2 separate regions of the Homo sapiens genome follow, and region 1 is linked to region 2. Evidence: chromatin contacts called from ENCODE Hi-C or POLR2A ChIA-PET data. All regions are on one chromosome and are shown on one strand. The core of a region is the stretch at or near the end of the contact, and the rest is flanking DNA. Distances in the headings are between cores, read along the strand shown. Region 1 overlaps LEMD3 (LEM domain containing 3). Region 2 holds the start of WIF1 (Wnt inhibitory factor 1).

What was found. Hi-C counts contacts between places; a loop is a spot of excess contacts on that map. ChIA-PET counts read pairs that join two places held with the same protein, here RNA polymerase II (POLR2A). Pooled maps may share reads with other maps.
Region 1: a loop to region 2 is called in a pooled map, with 1.9 times the contacts of the local background. The contact joins the enhancer-like site here to the promoter of WIF1 in region 2. A Hi-C loop is called at or near these places in 1 of 50 pooled maps. POLR2A ChIA-PET finds 5 or more read pairs at or near these places in 2 of 52 experiments (OCI-LY7 and activated T-cell).

The regions. Positions count from the first base shown.
Region 1 is chr12:65,205,913-65,212,134 of GRCh38, forward strand. It overlaps LEMD3 (LEM domain containing 3), which reads left to right. Exons shown (of 13, transcript NM_014319.5): 2 at 5,014-5,051. Among named protein-coding and RNA genes, the nearest start is that of LEMD3, 39 kb to the left of the region's middle. RefSeq lists a silencer at 212-271. Within about 2 kb of position 3,904, at least 2 of the 41 ENCODE cell types and tissues checked have a DNase peak (open chromatin) inside an H3K27ac peak, as active enhancers do.
Region 2 is chr12:65,117,002-65,123,891 of GRCh38, forward strand. WIF1 (Wnt inhibitory factor 1) reads right to left here and starts at 4,304. Exons shown (of 10, transcript NM_007191.5): 1 at 4,043-4,304; 2 at 3,416-3,555. The coding sequence starts at 4,190. RefSeq lists a silencer at 4,465-4,624.

The sequences.
Region 1 (6,222 bases), core at 2,654-5,153, 89 kb after region 2:
ATCAAGGGAACTGTTCCTGTCATCTAGAATGACCATCTATTTAATAAAGCCATGAAACAATTAGAGAACTTTCAGAAAACAAATGGGCATAATGCTATGTTGCAAAAACATGTCCTGCCTTGTTCACCCTGTCCATTTTTAGATTGGTCTGGATGATAGTGAAATGCAGAAGTGTTTGCCACACAGGTGCAGTGTTTTGCAGCTGTTGGAAACATTCCCCCTCACCCACAACCCCTTTGCTTTCTTCACATAAAATTATGCTGTGCTTAGACCATTAATACTAGAAGATGGGATTTGAGAATTTGAATGTCTGTTTACATAAAGATGTAATACAGAGAAATAACTGCTCATTCAGGCATCTGAATGTAACTGCCTAGATGAATTTATTAAAACTGTCCTTAAGGTCACACTAGCCTTAAGGTCATGGAGTTTTAGATACAAGAGACTGCCTTTAAAACTCCTGTCTGTAGAATTGCTGCCCTCCAGGACTGAACTGTCTTTGAGGACAGGGCTTATATATATTTATTTTTAAATCTCTTGTAACTAACATAACACCTGGACAAGTAGGCACTTTATATGTTTGCGAATATTTTATGTTGGAAGATGAAGCCAAATGAAAATATCTTTTAGTATGGTACTAAATCAGAAATTATAATTTTTTTAAACTGATGCCATGTGGTACACTCTATAGTAGTCATGAACAGAGTGCCATGGCCTGAGAGAGAAGGGGAGAGTGAATAATCATGTCCATGGAAATCACGGGATACTTTATATTTTTATGTATCACGGAAAATACTTCCCTAGACTACAATTGGAGAATTTGTTTTGAAGAGAATTTTTTTCCTCATCTAAGAGAAAATAATGTATTTTCCAACAGCAGTGTTTTCCCTCCATATCCCCATTTTTGTCATTTTTGATGCATTATATAATAACCAAATTAATGATTCAAAATTGGAAAGTTTTAGAGCATGCTTTCTTTATATAAAACCAATATTTTATTTTCTGTAGTTATTTCTATGATGAGAGTTATGTATGCTTTGGAGTCAGACATAAATAGGTTTGAATCTCATATTTTTTAATCCCAACTTACTAAATTGTTTACCTCAAGGAAGCAACTTAACCTCAACATGTCTCAATATTTCTGTCTGCAAAAATAGGGCTAATACCACTCTAAACGGTAGTGTTATGAGGATGAAATGAGGTACCTCTTGAGTACATGGCAGCAGCATTATTCCTGGCGCGTATTAGGAACTCAGTAAACATAATTTCCTTTTTATTCAACGGAGAGGGTTGTAGTAATCAAGACTATAGTACTTTTTCTGGCATTGATGAAGCTGCTATTCTAGGAGACCATAGTATGCCCTCAAGTTTCTATTTGTTCAGCATGTGCATAGTACACAGTATCTGCAAAGGCATTGAGATATGTGGCGATATTGCAGTCTTGTTGGGGGTGGGGGTGAGGAGTAGAACACCAAATATTGAAATCATGATAAAAGGTAGTACATTACTGAGATTCTGAGAAGGGGGATTCTGAGAAGGAGGTCACGATAAACTGCAGTGATTAGGCATCCTTCATGGTGGTAGCATAGCTGCGAACTGAACCTTCAAGGCAAATTGGAGAAGAAAAACATTCAGGCCTAAAGAAGACCAGAAAGAGCAAGTGCTCAGTCTTCTGAGAGAATATTTTTGTGTGCTGTAATTGACAGTGGTTCCATGTATACAGAACAAAAAATTGTCATATTAGACTGAAGCTGGCTGTGTTGATCCAAAGAAAGCGTAGGAAAGCATCCTGAATATACTATTGCCTGTTTTCCTGACTCATAAATAGCATATCCTTTATTCTCCAAATGCTTAGGACTCTTAAACTAGCAAAGCATATACTTTGAAGTTTATAAACGTATAGATGTGTTTGCAAGTTTTTCCTTTTTATCTGAGAATTCATAACATGATAAACTTTATTTCTGTGTAAGAGAATGGAAAACAGTTTACATTTGAGAAAAGATCAGTAAAACTAGTAACATTTTTGGAATTGGTGGGGGTAGAGGAAGGGAGGGATTTGGAGGAGAAGCATTGTGTGTCTTATAAGAAATTATCACAAGATAATTTGTTCCTTGCAACAAGGTGTGATTAGGAACCATTGGAAAATTTTGAGGATTCTAATGAAACATTTAAGGAATTTGATTTTTACAGTTAGTAGAATAGTTTAAAGGGAAAAGAAGTCAAAATATTAAGGACCTTTACAAAGAAAAGCTTGGTATATTTGAGGCTTGAAATAATCTGAACTAAAGTATTGAAGAAGAAATGTCCAAAAAAGCAATAGTGAGAGGCTGTTGGGAGTGTAGGGTTAAAGGAGGACAACAGATCAAAAATGGCTGCAAGGCTCTGCCTTTAGGGGATGGAAGAGTAAATTTTGAAGTACCGTCTTGGTATTATCATTGCTCTAGGATAAGGGATAAGAGCTGTAATTCACTCTCAGGTCCCTCCCTAGTTTTCTAGTGACTGAATAAAGAATGAAGTGGCAAATTTTTGCTGTGGGATGCTTTTGAAACAAGGTTTCTTCTCTTCGGTTACCTAATTGGGAGAGGGTGTTATATATTTTCACTAGGGGTAACAGTATATGTTGTTTCCATTAAAGACTAGGTAATTTGGATGTGATAGAAGATATTGGTGTGTTTTTAGAAATACTGAAATGATTTGGGGAAAGAAAAAATGTATAAAGATACTTTGAAAACTTTGAGGGCTTTTAATTTGTTAGAGTTGCTGTTTTTGGTTGGTGTTTTCTTGTAAAAACTTAACCCCAAGGATATGTTTTACTTCTGCTGTTGTTAATAGGTCTCTGTTCATTTAATAGGTGGCAATTATCATGAGCATTTGGGGAAAAAAATTTTAACGAAGTTTTGTTGGGCAGAAAGTATACTCTTGGCTTTTTTAGGTATGTTATACTCCAGGTATTTTAGACTACAAGGCAAGAGGCAGAAATCTAGAAGGATACTAGGGGTAGAGCAATATTTTCAGCAAAATTGTTTTCCCCCTCTTCAGCTTTCTCTGTTACCCTATCCCTCTCCCTTTTTAGTAGCTCAGAACATACCCTCCTCCAGCATCCTGCAAAATTGAACACTTTTGCTTCAGTGTTAACACACAAAGTGAAATAAAGAAGAGTGCCGAGATAGCACAACAAGCATTTTTCAAGCACTAACTATATATCTAGTACTATGCTTGGTTCTGGGCATGCACATGTGTATAACACACGCTCCCTGTCTTGAGAAGCCCACAGTAGAGCAGTGTGGTGAACATTGATAATTTACAGTTATGCTTTTATGGAGCTACTCACAGAGCTGATTTTCCATTTGATAGTCTTGACAAAAAGTAATTTTGTGTATAATCAAAAAAGCAATACTAGCATAGCTTTTTTTCATAGACATTAAAACTTGTTTTTGGAACTGCACACTTATATTTTTAAGAATTGTTCTTATAAAGAGCAAATAAAACACCTTTTACACTTTGTATTGTTTGGCTAATTTATTGTCATTTGTTTGGCCAAATGACAAGGCATTTTTTTGGTAGTACGTTGAGCTAAATATAGCTGTTCAATGTTTATATTGAAAAATTAATATTATTAAAAAGGGTATCTTTTTAGTCCATGTGTTCTGATCCTTAACATTTTATTTAATCTTGAAGCTATATTATTTCTTCTCCCTATTCCCCTTTTGAGTACTTTTGATTTTCTGTAATATCTTTCAAAACATTTTCTTTCCCAACATTAAAACCCTTTTGATGTATAGAGAAATGTCGTTTAAAAATCCATTAGCAAAATCCCTTATGATGATAACAGGATACATTTTTTTTTCCTTGCTCTTTTATTGTACCTTGTTAAGCTGGTCTCACATGAACTTTCTTAGAATCAGGCAGTTCCTGGTTCCTATGGGACTTCCTGTTTTCTCAAATAAAAATAGAAAAGCATCTCAGAAAGGAAACCTGGTCAGTGTGAACTACTTTGTAAGATCAGTTAGTCTTAGTTAGTCTTAGTTGTGGCCTGGATTATATAGATATATAGTCTATATAAAATATAAAAGTTTACAGGTATCTGAAAGCTTTGAATATTTTCGTATGTAATATCAAAATAAACAAAATGATAAGGAGAAGACTCTGAATAAAAACCCTGAGAGGTGCTACATATTCAGCCGTAAACATTTTTGTATCTTAATTTAGAGGTGAATGAAGGAGGGGCATAGGGGTTGGATGGAAAGTGGTAAATCCTTTCCTTATTATGTAATATTTTATTGTAAATTTGGAATTGCTTAATACTGAGACTTAATTCTTAGTTACTTTGATCTGTATTTTTTTTTCTTGCCACTTTTTCAGATGTTGGCAAGGATTAGGAAGGTGGATTTTTAAAAAATCATTAGAAGTCAGAATTCTAAATGAATTATTCAGTTTTAAAGCATCTTGTAGATTTCTTTCAGTAGTTAACTGCTTCTTAGTCTATATTATGAAGAGAAATCAAATTAAGGTAGAAACAAATGATATAGTCATTAGCAGTAATAATAATGGATAGTGTGTATTGAGTACATATTAAGTGCTTGACACTGTGTCAAACATTTTATCTTGTTTATCTCATTTAATCCTGACAACAACTGTATAAGGTAGGTATCATTGTTATCCATACTCCTTTAAAGAAGAAACTACAATTTAGAGTAGCTAATTAGATGTTAGTTCAAAGAGACATTACTAATAAGTGGTAGAGGTGGAGCTGGGACTTGAACTCAGCTTCTGTGATACCAGAGCACCTGATCTCAATGATTGTGAGGAAAACCACTAATTCAAAGTGAGAATGATAAGTATAAGTCTGAAAAATTACTTCCCTAACCTTTATTATCACCAGTTTGTTTACATTTGGTTCACATATTTATATCCAGTTTTAGCAAAGTACATGCTGGCATTTCAGAGAGTTTGTTTGGGGGATTTTAATTCGTAAGTGATGCTAATACTTGTCTTTTTTTCCTTCCTTGATAGTAGAAAACCCCTTTGGTGAAACATTTGGAAAAATACAAGTAAGTAAACGATCATAATACTGATAATTTTGTGTCATGTTTTATATGATAAAAGCATGAGAATGACTATCAACTAAAAAAAAGTAATTTTAAAGTTATTTTAGTCTTAAACAATAGGTTTTATCAACTTAAAAAAATAGTAATTTTAAGGTTATTTTAGTCTAAAACAATAGGCTTTCTTATTCTGAGTATTCCCTAACTGTCGTATAATTAAATCTGACACAGATTTTCTCTTAAGAGCTGAACTGTTTATCACTTTACTGTAAAAGACTACTGCCAAGTAAAATGGGAGTGGCATATCATCAGTGGATCTTGTCTTACACTTAGAAGTATGCCTGTTGCCTGTAGTTGTTGGATACCTTAGCAGTTTTTGTCCGTTTTGCCCTCATTTTACCTCTTTGGATCTTCTGCATATTGGCATGCCTATTCGACCATCAAAAGGACTTAGAAAGGAAGCATATCCTTCAGGCTATTTCTTTAATTTTTTAAAGAGTGCTATAATACTAATTTTAACCTAAATTTTACTTATATAAAAATATTTTTCACTTACCCATCATTACAGGGACTTCAGAGATTAAGATGTTTAAGCTTGTAATTAGTTATTAATTTTTTATTATAGGAACTGTTATATAGACCTGTATAGAAAACATTATTTGTTGTACTGAAGGATGTGTAATAATGTGTAATCACATCCATAGAATATTACTTTCTGTTGTTAAAGTGGAACTCTGAAATGATTAGTAATATTCTATTGCAGTGATAATTGTTTAAAACAAAGTTGGCTTTTTCAGTTGCCTTAAGTATAACACTGCTACAGTGTCATAATTTAAATTTGGTACAGTATACTTACTGAACATTAGAAATAGAAGACTATTTTCTTCTGTTTAATTTTCCCCAAGGAAGAAACTGAAATTCTGAACTTCTGAATAATAGTAACAATTATAATGAAGATAGTGGCTGTTTACTTATATTAAATGCTCATTCTGTACAGGGCCCCTTGCCAAGTTGTATTAGTCTGTTCTCATGCTGCTAATAAAGACATACCGAGACTGGGTAATTTATAAAGGAAAGAGGTTTAATTGACTCACAGTTCGGCTGGGGAGGCCTCACAGTCGTGGCGGAAGGTGAAAGTCATGTCTTACCTGGTGGCAGGCAACAGAATATATGCAGG
Region 2 (6,890 bases), core at 3,054-5,553:
GGGACCACTTTTATAAACTACTTAATTTGTATGAGACTCTTCCCATGGCCCCAAATGGATGTCTAGAATATCCTTACAACTGCTTCATTTTATTATTCTGCCACTATTGCTGGACCCTAAGTTGTATCTATTTTTTAATTTTTATAAACAGCATGATGAGGAACACTCTTGGACCTAAATTTTTATTTATATCCATGCTTATTTCCTTGGCATGAATCTCTGGATGTAAAATTGTCCAGTCAAAAAGTCTATACCCTGCCTTTTGCCATCAGAGTCTAACAGCCCTGCAAAAAGGTTTACATGCACATTAGCAGCATATGATAATGCACTATTCTCCACATACTAAAACCACTTTTAAAAGATCTGACGAAGTTGATGTGGGGAAATGAATCTCACTGTAATTTTTATTTGCATTTGTTTGAAGTGGAACACGAGATGCATTTTAAGTGGCACCAAGAACACTTTGGATTACTGTAGTGGTCCCCCACCTTTTGGGCACCAGGGACTAGTTTTGTGGAAGACATTTTTTCCATGGACCGGGCGGTGGAGGAATAATTTCTGGATGCTTCAGGCACATCATATTTATCATGCACTTTATTTCTTTTATTACTACATTGTAATATGTAATGAAATAAGCATACAACTCACCATCATGTAGAATCAGTGGGAGCCCTGAGCTTGTTTTCCTGCAACTAGACGGTCCTATATGGAGGTGATGGGAGACAGCGATAGATCATCAGGCATTTGATTCTTATAAGGAGTGTGCAGCCTAGATCCCTCGCATGTGCAATTCACAATAGGGTTCACACTCCTATGAGAATCTTATGCTGCTGCCGATCTGACAGGAGGCGGAGCTTAGTCAGTAAGGAGAGGGATGGGGAGCATCTGTCAACGCAGACAAAGCTTCAGTCACTGGCCTGCCACTCACCTCCTGCTGTGCTCCCCAGTTCCCAAAAGGCCATGGACCAGCACTGGTCTGTGGCCCAGAGGTTGGGGATCCTTCGTTACTGGACTAATAATTTATTGGAAGTAAATAACACCTTACTGCTTCTATAAGGTCTTCAATCCTGAGGTTATTTTAATGTTGTCCACATGTTGCTAAAACACTTAAATATAAAATTTAAAACTTCATTAATGAGCTATGTGTTTTGTTTATGTATTGTTGAAATGCCTAAATATTTGATATCATTTGGATGAAATAATCAGATAATGAAATGAAATTTTCATTTTCCATGTAAATGTTTTGATGTGGTTTGGCTTTAGCCATAGATACCTTTCAAAATACTAATTGGTATTGAAGTCATTTTTCCCATCTTCAGAATTTCTGTGCATTTCAAAAATTATGGTGCTGGGATCACATAACTTTAGTAAGCAAAATTAGCCATACTTAAATAATATTAAACATAAAAAAATAATATTTTAAAGCATCTTGCTGCTTGGTATTGTGTAGATTCTTCCCCCTCACCACCCTTTCCCCAGAAAGCAGATTTTATGTAGTTAGTTGTGGTAACCTATTCAAAGCCGAATGAGTAGAGAGAGAAAGGTAGCTTAATTGAGGTGCTAACATTGTCCTGCATCATTAGATCATCCACATAGGTGAGCAACACTTAAGCAGGAGAAAAAAATATTACAAACTTCCTCTTCATGCCAGTTCCACTCTCCTCCCTAATTCCCTGCAGGACATATTCCTGAGATTGTATGACATGTCAGTCCATTTTGTACTCACCAGTATGCCAATATTTGCAAACATGCATTATACTGTTAAGCAATAGGATAAAAGCAACATGGAATTTAAGCCTTTGCTTCAAATTCTATTCTTCAACAGACAAACATAAGTGAGAGAGAAAGAGATAGAGAGAGGAGGGAGGGAGAGGGGGAGAGAGAGAGAGTGCGCACGAGAGAGCTATTGGCACTTTCTGCTTTTCCTACAGTTAACCAGTTACCAAACCCTTTCAGATGGAAGGGTGCAGTTCAAACTGCCTTTTATTGATTCTTACGAACCCATAAAGGTATAGGTTAAAAAATGTCTTTTCAAAAATATAGAATTAATTGGCCACTTAGTTAATGACCATCTGATGAGCGGTCAGCCATAAGTAAACAGATTCAGCTGAAAAGGAGAAAATGAAAGGCCATTCGTTGGTTTATTACTGATTTCACAATATTCCCAACTTAATTGTTTATGAAGTATCTATGAAGAGGGACTTGTAGGGAGAAAAGGAATAATCTCCCTATAGAGCAATGGAAACCTCGATGAACCTATCTGCAAAATGGGGGTATTAACAATAGATGACTTTCCTGTTATAAACCTCAGTGAATCCAAAACCTCAATTTTTTTTAACCACATAGCAATGGAAGTGTTGAAGGTTCTAGATTTGATCTATTTCAGAAGAAGAAGAAAAAGAGAACAGACTTGAAGGGAAAAAGACAGCTAAAAAGGTCATGTCTATACCACAACAGGTAATTAGAGGGAAACAAAGTGGTTTCTCAATTCAAAATAGTTATTTTTTATAAAGTGTTTTCGGTATCACATTCTTCTTGAAAATAATCATTTAAGGAACTTTAGAATAAAAGACCGAAAAATGTGGTTTTAATTATAATTATAATGATTTTCATAGTAGACACATTCTACCAACTAATAAGCTGAAGAATGCATTGCTTACCATTTGTCCTCTAGAGTAAATTCTCCAATTGTACAAAAGAAATTAAATTTACATAAGCATTTTATTCTTTCTTTCTAAAATTAGAAGCCATAAAAATGTACAAAAGGTAACATATAAAAGATGCTAATGTGCTAAGGAATAAAAGGAATGCTTCTTCATAAAAAATAGATTCCAGTTTTCTTTTCCATATGAAAGCATTTAAAATGGTAACTTGAAAACATAGGCTGCAATATTTTATAACGTTCTTACATGACACCTTTTGGGTCTAACTTCTACCAGAAATATGCAACATTCACGTTCCAGTGAATAACATTCAACATACTGACTTTTTAAAAGTGCACAATGTCAAAAATACTTACAAACTTTAAAATTTGTTGTAAAGTATGAAGAATGTCACAAGTGATTAGAAACTACTATGCAAAAAGAGTCCTTTAAGTATGTTAAATTTTAATGTCAATGATCACAGAAACACAGTGATGTTGGTATTGGAGGTCTTTATATTTCCAGCAGCCTCAGGACACTGAGTCTTATCAAAATAATGGGCTTAGGCACAAGGCTTGTTCTTTTCTTTTGAAGATCATTAATTGATATGGCAACTTGAAATAAATGGAAATTAATTCTTTATTTGCTTTGGCAATCAGATGAGAAATTTCTCTTAATAACTGTAAAATGTACCAGGCTACACACTATACAGTACTATTTCCACCTGCCATAAGGCAGTGGAAATATTAAAGGGTAATTTTCTCAGAACTTACCTGCCCTGCAGCTTGCCAGGTAAAATTCATGGAATGGATATTGACAGGAATAGCTGGCATTCTCTGTTGTGCTTTTCTGAAATCATGTGTAAAAGGTGCCATTTTCCCCTCTGAAACAATCAGGATATCTTCTTCAAATCCTGGTTTTTAAAATAATAAAACGATCAAACCAGGTAGACTTGAAATCATCTAAATCAGAAGTTTCAAGCAAAAAGAAAACCAAAGAATTAGTGTGGGTCATTTCTGTTCACAAGCATCTGCCTTCAGTACCATCAACGCTACTAAGATTAATTTTTCTCTGTGGATGATGAGAATGATGCCAACAGACCCATGCTTTCAGGGAAAAGGGATGGACATGGAGTTAACCGACGCAAAAAAATGCCGGGTGCACCTAAAAACGCAGGGCTATAAAAATTAACAACAGCATGATCAGAACACTAGATCAGCTTTGGTTTCTTAAAAGAGAAGTTTATAAGCTTTCAGATGGAAAATATCTAATTAAAAGAGGGGAACACTCTTTTGTGGAAATTAAGTTTTAAAACACAAGAAACGCAGGTATCCCTCTTTCTTGAAGAGTGGAGAGAGGAGGACATAGGCAGGGGAAGGCGCTGGAGGCGGGGGCCTTACCTATGAGTACTCTTGCCTGGTGAGCATCGATCCATAGGTACAGGCTCTCCTCCTGCGGCGGCCCGGCCTCCGCCCGCAGTGCCAGCAGGCACAGGAGGATGCTCCAGAGCCAGAGCGCGGCGGCAGGGAAGGCGCTCCTCCGGGCCATGCTGCTCAGGACCTCCTCGCTGCCGGGAAAACTCCTCGTGCCGCACCTACGCAACCTGGCGCCGTCAGATACTCTGCTGCGCTGCAGCTCCCTCAGCCAGGGCTGTTCCCGTTTAGACGGCTGGGCGCGTCGCCTCCCGGCCTGGGTGCCAAGGAGCCTGCGAGAGCAGGAGGAGGGGGCAGGCAGGACGCGGGAGGAGGAGGGGGGGACCAGCGGGCGCGAGTCGCGCAAGAAGATGGGGCGCGGGCGGGAGTGGGGGCGGCAGAGACGTAAGACTGGCAAAGCTGGCGAGGCCAGCAGTCAGCGGGGCAAATAGAGCGAGAACAGAAGAGCGGGAAGGGCTGGCGCGAGCGAGGTGCGAGCGAGGAGTGGGGCCCGCGAGGCCTGGGCGGCCGCCACTTGGGGGCGCTGTGGGGCCCCCCCGGGGGCGGGGCCGCGAGGGACCCCCGAGGCTGCATTCACAGTGCGGTGCGCCCAGTGGAGCGCCCGCGAAGTGGGCGTGTAGGGCTGGCGGACCCGGAGAAGGGCACTCAGAGACCCCTGGGACATCACTCGCCACCTCCTCGGGCCAAGGGAGGCTTCGGGGGAGGGAAATGGGGAGAGCAGACAACGCTGGGCTTGACTGAGTGCTGATGATGGTGATGGTGATGGTGATGATGATGATGATGATGATGATGAGGTGATGACTCCTGTTCCTCCTCCGGCGCTCACTGAAGGCGCAAATTGCCCTTCGTCTCCCTTTCAGCCAGTAGGATTCCTCTCTCCGCCAACCCTATGCGCTCCGTTCTGCGATAGGCTGGCACTTTGCGCGCTCCCAAGCAGTTAAAACTCGAGGCTCGACTGTCCGATGGTGCCGATGGCAGGCGCTGGCCTTGGCTCGAGGCGCAGGGCGTCCAGCTGGTACTTGCCCGACACCCAGCATTTGGGGATTCCCGTCTGTCTCCCTGATAACCCGGCAGTGCCCGGAAGAGTGCCCTGGGCCCTGGACGATAGCTGTACCTGACCCTCCGGGGTAGGGCTCCTCTAACATCGTGGATATCTTCACGTTTGCTGATATTTTTTAAAAGTTGCTGAATTCGGCCGGGCGCGATGGCTCACGCCTGTAATCCCTGCACTTTGGGAGGCCAAGGCGGGCGGATCACCTGAGGTCAGGAGTTCGAGACCAGCTTGGCCAGCGTGGTGAAACCCCGTCTCTACTAAAAATGCAAAAATTAGCTGGGCATGGTGGCGGGGGCCTGTAGTCCTAGCTACCCGGGAGGCTGAGGCAGGAGAATCACTTGAACCGGGAGGCGGAGGTTGCATTAAGCCAAGATCGTGGCACTGCACTCCAGCCTGGGCGATAGAGCGAGACTCCGTCTCAAAAAATATATAAATAAATAAATAAAATAATTTTTTAAAAGTTGCCGAATTCACAGGTGCGTGGGGGCAAAACCAAGGCTCTGGCCTCGTCTGTGAGAAGCATGCTTGGCCGGCAGTGGGCTGCAGCATAACCTATCCACCTGGCCCAGCAGAAAGAACTGATTTTTGCCTCCTGCCTAATTCCTCGGATGCACAAAGAAAACGGAAGCAAAAGGGTTTTGTTTTGTTTTGTTTTTAATTAAAAAACTTAGCCTTCGGACTCATAAAAGGTTCATTTACTTGTGTTTGTTCTTTAGTACCCGAAGCTGTGACAAATGCCTCAAGGATCAAATGTCTGGGGCTGGGCGTGGTGTTTCAATCAGTCCTTTATAGAGTAGCAGATGCCTCAAGAGGGAAAAACAAACAGAAACAACAGAAGAGATGGTGGACATGTGCAGGCATCAAGTTAAATCAGTGTTAGGTTCTGAGAATATAGATTTCCAATGAGGAAATATTTGCAGCTATACAACCAACCAATAGAAAAAAAAAAAAGGAAAAAAGGAATTAGACAAGAAGTCTATGACTGATTTGAACTTGCAGTGTCTTAATTTTTAAAGTACTTTTATTTTAAGTGCTTACTTAATCCTCACAACTCTTAAGTAGGTACTACTATTATTCTTATTTTACTGACGAGGAAAGAGGGCTCAAAAAGTCCAGTAAGTTGACTGTGGATATCCAGCTGGTAAATGAGAGTAAGGGTTCAAATCCCAGACACTCTGATTTCAAAGCCCATTCTCTTAGTAACTTATACCTCATACTGATAAATAAATCATAATTAAGTCTATTTGCATCCAAAGCTTCACAGTGATTCTTCCTTTACAATAAAAATATTTACCTGTTTCCCAACATTGCATTATTTTTTATTTCTATGAATATTCATGTATATAATGTATGAACATTAGGCTACTTTTAAAACACTTTAATGTTATAATGCCAGTGTCACCCAGGTAAAGATAATAATTTCACAGCACAATAGGCATTTTCTTTAACTCGGAGCGAGTGGTTTTAACATTTTTTTCTAGTTCTGCGCAAACCTCTATGGCTCTTGGTGCAAGGACGCCCTCTACAGGTTTTCCTAATCAAATACTAATTGAGAAATATTCATAAAATTTATTTTTTGGTGCAAGAAAAAGAGGAACTAAATTCTCTCCTAACTCGGTTTCCTCTGAGTGAGGTTCTTCTGCAGCAGTTGAATTTGGTGTTGATAACAATGGTAATCTATCTTGCTATAAGGACGTTTTTTTTCTTCCAGAATGGTTGTTTTCTGTTTACTTCTCTCCAGCACAGGACACTTAGAAAAAT